Regions from separate parts of the Mus musculus genome. Here region 1 is linked to region 2. The links are chromatin loops, found by intact Hi-C in ENCODE. Cell type or tissue: heart. All regions are shown on one strand. Each heading gives the region's core, and the rest is flanking DNA. Links, peaks and the distances in the headings are about the cores only. Region 1 has its middle 57 kb from the start of Gm51890. Region 2 has its middle 200 kb from the start of Gm51890.

What was found. Peaks named below come from ENCODE experiments on the same cell type or tissue, not always from the same donor. Only the 100,000 strongest peaks of a DNase experiment are listed, where the experiment ranks them.
Region 1: it touches region 2 in a loop (8-fold over the local background); 7 of 42 quality-filtered maps call a loop at or near these places.

The regions. Positions count from the first base shown.
Region 1 is chr11:37,045,144-37,048,063 of GRCm38, forward strand. It overlaps a transcript of Tenm2 not described here. Among named protein-coding and RNA genes, the nearest start is that of Gm51890, 57 kb to the left of the region's middle. In heart, for the core only: a CTCF peak has its summit at 1,731 (motif pointing right); no DNase peak of the experiment used is centred there.
Region 2 is chr11:37,184,774-37,187,693 of GRCm38, forward strand. It overlaps a transcript of Tenm2 not described here. Among named protein-coding and RNA genes, the nearest start is that of Gm51890, 200 kb to the left of the region's middle. In heart, for the core only: a CTCF peak has its summit at 1,551 (motif pointing left); no DNase peak of the experiment used is centred there.

The DNA of each region.
Region 1 (2,920 bases), core at 304-2,803, 140 kb before region 2:
TCTGTCAAAACAGACACATGGGGAATGAGGGCACTAGGGAGAACCTCAAAACAAATCCCCCCAGATCGCAGGAGGTATCTGATTCATGTGACAGGGAAAATTAAATCTTCATGCTTACATAAGCACAGGAGAATAAGCACAAGTTGAAGGTGCATTAATCTCAATCACTGTTTATTTGTGGGTGTTTAGACATATTACACGCAGGGTATGTTTCCATTATTGTTCTTTGAATACAATACACAGTAGTTTATTGTGAGAAAACGAAGGAAATCATTTTTTCAATCTCAGAACGGTAGGAACAAAAAATCCTACAAAATTGAATCCGCATTACTGCCTTGCACATTTAATCCTGTTTTTATTTCAAAGGGGTAGGGGAAAAGAAATAATAATAACAACAACAACAACAAAAAAAAAACCAGATCAACGAATTGTTGCCTGAAATGTTTTTTAAAGGCAAGATTTGTCTGCATTGTTGTATATTTTATGTTAAAAATCATAGACACCATTACAAAGATTAAGATGTGTCTGAAAGGCATTTTGGCCATAGAGTTGTTAACATTCATCACAGCCTTTCAAAAACAAAATTGGATTCTACTTTATCTGAAAACTTTCCATAGCAATATTACTTTTTCTTACATATATAGTCCTGCAACTTACCTAGGGCACTATTTATCATTTGGACAACTTAAGTACACCACACACACACACACACACCATCACCTTGAGACAAATGAGAGCCCTCTCTTGGGGAGCTCAAAACTGTATTAAAATGATAAGTAGCCCATCTTTACTCTTCCTTCATTAACTTAGGCAGACAAGTGTGATGTCCACACAGAAGAGAGTCAAGTCTCCCACATGCTCCTGGTCATAATAATCACCTTTGCTTCCTCTTGTCCTCAAAGTTTGTTCATTGTCACAGAGACATTAAGAGCTGTGTTGAGAAAAAGGCAGTACCCAGAGGAGCCTTCCAATTATCCACACAGGTAGCCTCGCCCAGCCCATCTGGGACCCCCAACCAGTACAGGTCAGGATTTAAAGATTCAAAATAATTATTGCAGAGGAAGCGCTTGAATGAGCAAGTCTTCTTTTGAATTCTAACTATCTCCTGTAGCAATGTAGAGAAAAAGGGAGGATCAAATTGGAAAAGTAGACTTAGTATAGTTGGCAAAAGCACTCAGATCTGTGGGTTGTTTGGGATCGGCTCCTAGATGAAGCTTCATCAAACATCACTAAGATACAAGAAGTCCTGTCCACATGTACAGTGTACAATGCCTTTTATACCCAAAGATTGGGACACGGAGCCTGCTCAGTAAGAGCAAACACATAGACCCTGGCCTAGATTTTAGAGAAAATCAGTGATGAGTTCAAATTAACTCACAAAGAGATAAGATCATGTAAGCTGTAGACAGAGATTTCTTTTACGGACGTCAAATATAAAAACCATAGACACGATATGTTCCCCATTTCTATTTTGAGACCATCACAGTCCCACTGAAAACACATTGCTCACATTTCAGTCCATGCCTCCAAATCTAGATAACAATTTTTAGGCAAAACTGATTGCCATCAAGAGGCAGAGTGTAAGCATACACATGTAAAAAAAAAAAAACAAACAAAAAAAAACGGGCGAACCTAATGCACGAGGTTCTGCATGTTTTATTTTCCTTTATACTTCCTTTATGTTTTTCCAGCATGTATGCTGCACCTGCAGTACCCAAGGAGGCCAGAAGAGGGCATCAGATCCCCCGGAACTGGAGTTCCATTACAGGAGGTTAATGAGCTGTCAGGTAGGATGCTGGGAATCCAATCTGAGTTCTCTGGACCAGTGCTTATAAGTGCTGAGTCTTGGCTTTAGACTTTAAAAAGAGATCTTCTCTCCAGTACGTCTAGCACATCATCTATGCTTTACATTGTAACCATCTCTGAATATGAGGCACACTGATCTGAGTGTCTTCAGAAAACAAAAACAAAAACAAAATTGAAAAGATCCTCTTACAAATACCCATCTCAGCACTGCCCTGTGAAGTAGAGTGTTTCCGTTTGTCAAGTTACTATTCTGCCAAGTGCTTGTGCCCACCCATTCATTATTCAGTATGAGGGACTTTCCTTTTGTTATTTGGAGAAGAGTTATCAGTTTGTGAGACAGTGTAGACATTAAGGGGTTAACCTTTCCAGGTAGAAGGAATCATATTTAATGCCACGAGACCTGGCGGCACAGGTGAATTCACATTCACCTTTCCAAGTGTCAAGCAAAATAAGACTTGGTAAAGATTCCTTGATGGTTTTGTCTTAATCTCTCTCCTAACCCATTATCTACCATCCTTTGCTCCTGTCTGTCTGATAGGAAAGAGATCTGCAGAGTTGATTCCTCCTGTGTCATGGAAATCTACTGGGTTTGCCTAGTGAGCTGCAACAGGAAAAGGGCCTAGGGTCAGACAAGATAAAGGTAGTCTTCTAGCTCTACCTCAGTCTCCTTGGGGCTTCAGGCTTAGAGAGAGCTCTGCTTTTCTGAACCCCACATCTATGAGTAGACATTTTCTTAATGTTCAGTTATAAGCTGGGTAAGAACATGGCTTGTTTCATCTGCTCTATCCCTTGTTCACTCTCTTTCCTCTATTTGTACACTGCTGCAAGTGCATGGGACTTTAAAGGAGGGATATTGCCCTGTTGCTTCTCTACCCCTACACATAATTTCTGCAAAGCTCCTTTGCAAACCTCCCCACAGTAAAATTTTTCGGAATGTACCACTTGTTATTTTTGGCCCTGCCTGACATGATTGCTTTGGAAAGCACTACAGCAAGTAGTAGTAAAGACCACATACATATGCAGGTCAGGGAACGCTTCAGTGATGAACTGACAGTTAGCACTCACAGGCAGTGATGGAAGAGCCATGCAGCTACCAAAGAGAGCAATATTATGT
Region 2 (2,920 bases), core at 209-2,708:
CTATAATATGCATAGCACTGTTCAAGCAGTGACCTTCTCAGCTGACTTTATTATGAGCTATGAAAAGCACTAGCTAATAAAACACAAGGGTGTTTAGTTTATTTCAATGATTTTACTTTCTAGGGGTTTCAGTCCCTTCATAAAGTCCTCCCACCAATGACCCTAACTCTTTTATGACTACCGCTGACAATACAAAACCCCAAAGCAAAGGCTCTAGGAACATGGGTCCCAATAAAGCTTGAGGGACAGCATTCCACCAAAATTCTAAGGGCAGGATTCCAGTTGCACCACTCGGCATCTCTACTGTGGTTTATTTGTTGTTCAATAATATACATGCAATTTCTTGCTGGTTTTACCCTTGAGTATGCATTCTACAAAAGCTCATAAAGTTCTTAAAATTAGCTATACCTGTAATCTTATAATATTCCCCAGACCGTGAGTAAAATTGTACTTATTCACTTAAAATTAATATCCTTTTCTTGGTTCTCTGTGGAATTCTGACAAAACATTGAATTTAATGCTCACATACCTGGGTGTTTTAATCCAGCAATCATGGCTATCTATCTTCTAACTATGGCAAAGCAAGATTAGACAATGCCCTGCTGTTCACAGCCTGATCCTGTGAAATGGACCTTCTTGGGGGTCATTTCAGTTCTAAGTAGCCCCGAAGACTCCAAAGCATTTTTTTTTTTTACAAGACTCACAATAGGCAACAGGATAAAATGAGGCAGGCTGAAGAAGGGTCTCTGATCTGAGAAACTCATTCATTTTGTTCTTGCTGTAACTTTAATTACATCTCTCTGTAAATATATTTCACAACTGAGGCAGAGACTCAAGCATGTAGACATCTGCACATTTATTAATTCAAGGAGGACATGGAAGTCATGGCTCAAGATTGATGTCTATCAAAATTCTGAACTTTTAAAATCTGTACTCTTGAACATCTGTCATAGCTTTGGTGGAAATCAAAGCTTCCCCAAATTAGTCATTGAACTGACAAAACAAATATCCTCGGGTATCTCAAATGGATGATATTTATGAGGCAGATATCTGGGATTCTGGGGATAATTACTACTGTGGGAGGCACCTTTCAGAAGATCTTACCCTTTTTCTGGGGCGGAGCTTTTCCATATTTAAACAGCAGTTTTAGTGGGTACGGGGACACCTCTCTAGAGAAGAGATCCCGAAGGCCTGGATGACTTTGAAAGGCTACATGTCCCTGGGTCCCATTGAAGTTTACAAAGTTAAGACTTGCTGGAGTGATGGCATGCAGGTTTCTGCATGGTAGACAACCCTAGAGCAGCGTCTGAAGCAAAGGTAGTAGACAGCCAGAAACAAGACTAGACGACCAGAGATTATGATCATCAGCTCTAACATCTTACTCCACCCCAGAGGATACTGCAGGTAGTGGTCCTCTAAGCAAGAGGAAAGAGAAGGTAAACGATGGGGAAGAAAGGTGTTTAGCAGGCATCAGCAATCATTCACACATTAAGATGGAATCTCTGGCTTTCTGTAGCGCTCCTTCCCTGTTCTTCTCAGGACTCTCCTGCCCCCTGCTGATAGAACCCAGCATTTCTTGTTTCTCCTTTAGGTTTTTGTTACTATAGAGACAGAAGCCAGGAGAGAGGCAAAGATGTAAACAAGGATCTGGCTCTAGAATGTGGGGGAAAGAGAAATGTCAGGAAGATGAAACAAACAAATGGGAGGGAAGAGGAAAAGAGTGAGTCCGTAGAGGACAGAGCCCCACAGTTCTTGGCATCAGGATCTGGGCAAGTAATAGAAAAATAAAGCTGGATACCTAGAAAACACAGAGGACATGGTGGAAGTAACAGGAGAGAGTGTGTGAGCTAGTCAGGGGCTAACCCATTGCAGGTAAATGAGAGGAAAATGCAGGAATGACATTGGCTTCTCTTCTATCGTTTTCCATTTACAAGTCTTCACCATCTAGGGGTGTAAACTAATTAATATGGTTTCGTAGACGCCAAAGAAAACCAAGCTGGCTTCTAGCTTGCACTGATTCACCAATCAGAGGTGTGAGCTTTTGAGACGGCGATGAGTAGGAAGAAATGGGTCGTGTAGAAAACGGCAGTCAGTCATGTGATCCTGGAATGTGGCGTTAGAAAATCATCATCTATACAGGATGTTCAGTGATTCTCTGGGAGATGTAAAATTTCACTGCTTTGATTTTGAGAAGCTATTGACTGTCTTTCTCAAAATGTAGAACAGGTAACTCACCTAGGTGGCTGCTTCTACCTCAGGACACTAAAGACAGAAAGGGATGAGAGGTTTTAGTACCTTAATAAGGTTCAGCCAGGTCCCTGAATCGCACCTGCCGTACATTGATCTTAGGCAGAAGCTTAAGCAAACCAAATTAAAATAAAGATTGTTGATTGGATATTGGAGAGGTGTTTGTGAAGATAATAAACCTGGGGTGCTGACTGTATGAAGGTTGTGAGAACAAGCAAAAGCCCTGGCCACAGGATCTCAGACAAACATTCTGCAATGGTGGCCATCTCCATTGGCAGTAATAACTTTGTCATGAAGATGGAAATACTACTGTGACTTTAGAGATGTACAGACTGGGTCTTAGCAGAAAAAGTGACTTGCCAGCTATCAGAAGGTCAGTAAAGAAGGGCTTTAGAGTTGTTGTTCACTTCTTTGGACTCCAGGACTGAATGTGGATCTGAAGTGAGTGGGTAGACATTTGATAGTAGAGATAGGGAGCTACCTGCCCCATATCTGCTCTGCCAGAATGGTTCAGATAAACTAAAATATTAATGTGACCATGTGGAGTCATCAGAGGGCAAAAGGGAACATTTAAATTCAGAGGTTGTTCCCTATTACCTTCTATGAGAAAAACACATGAGGTATGACTAATATTTAAGGCCAAGGGTTTAAGTGACTAGATAGTATACTTGAG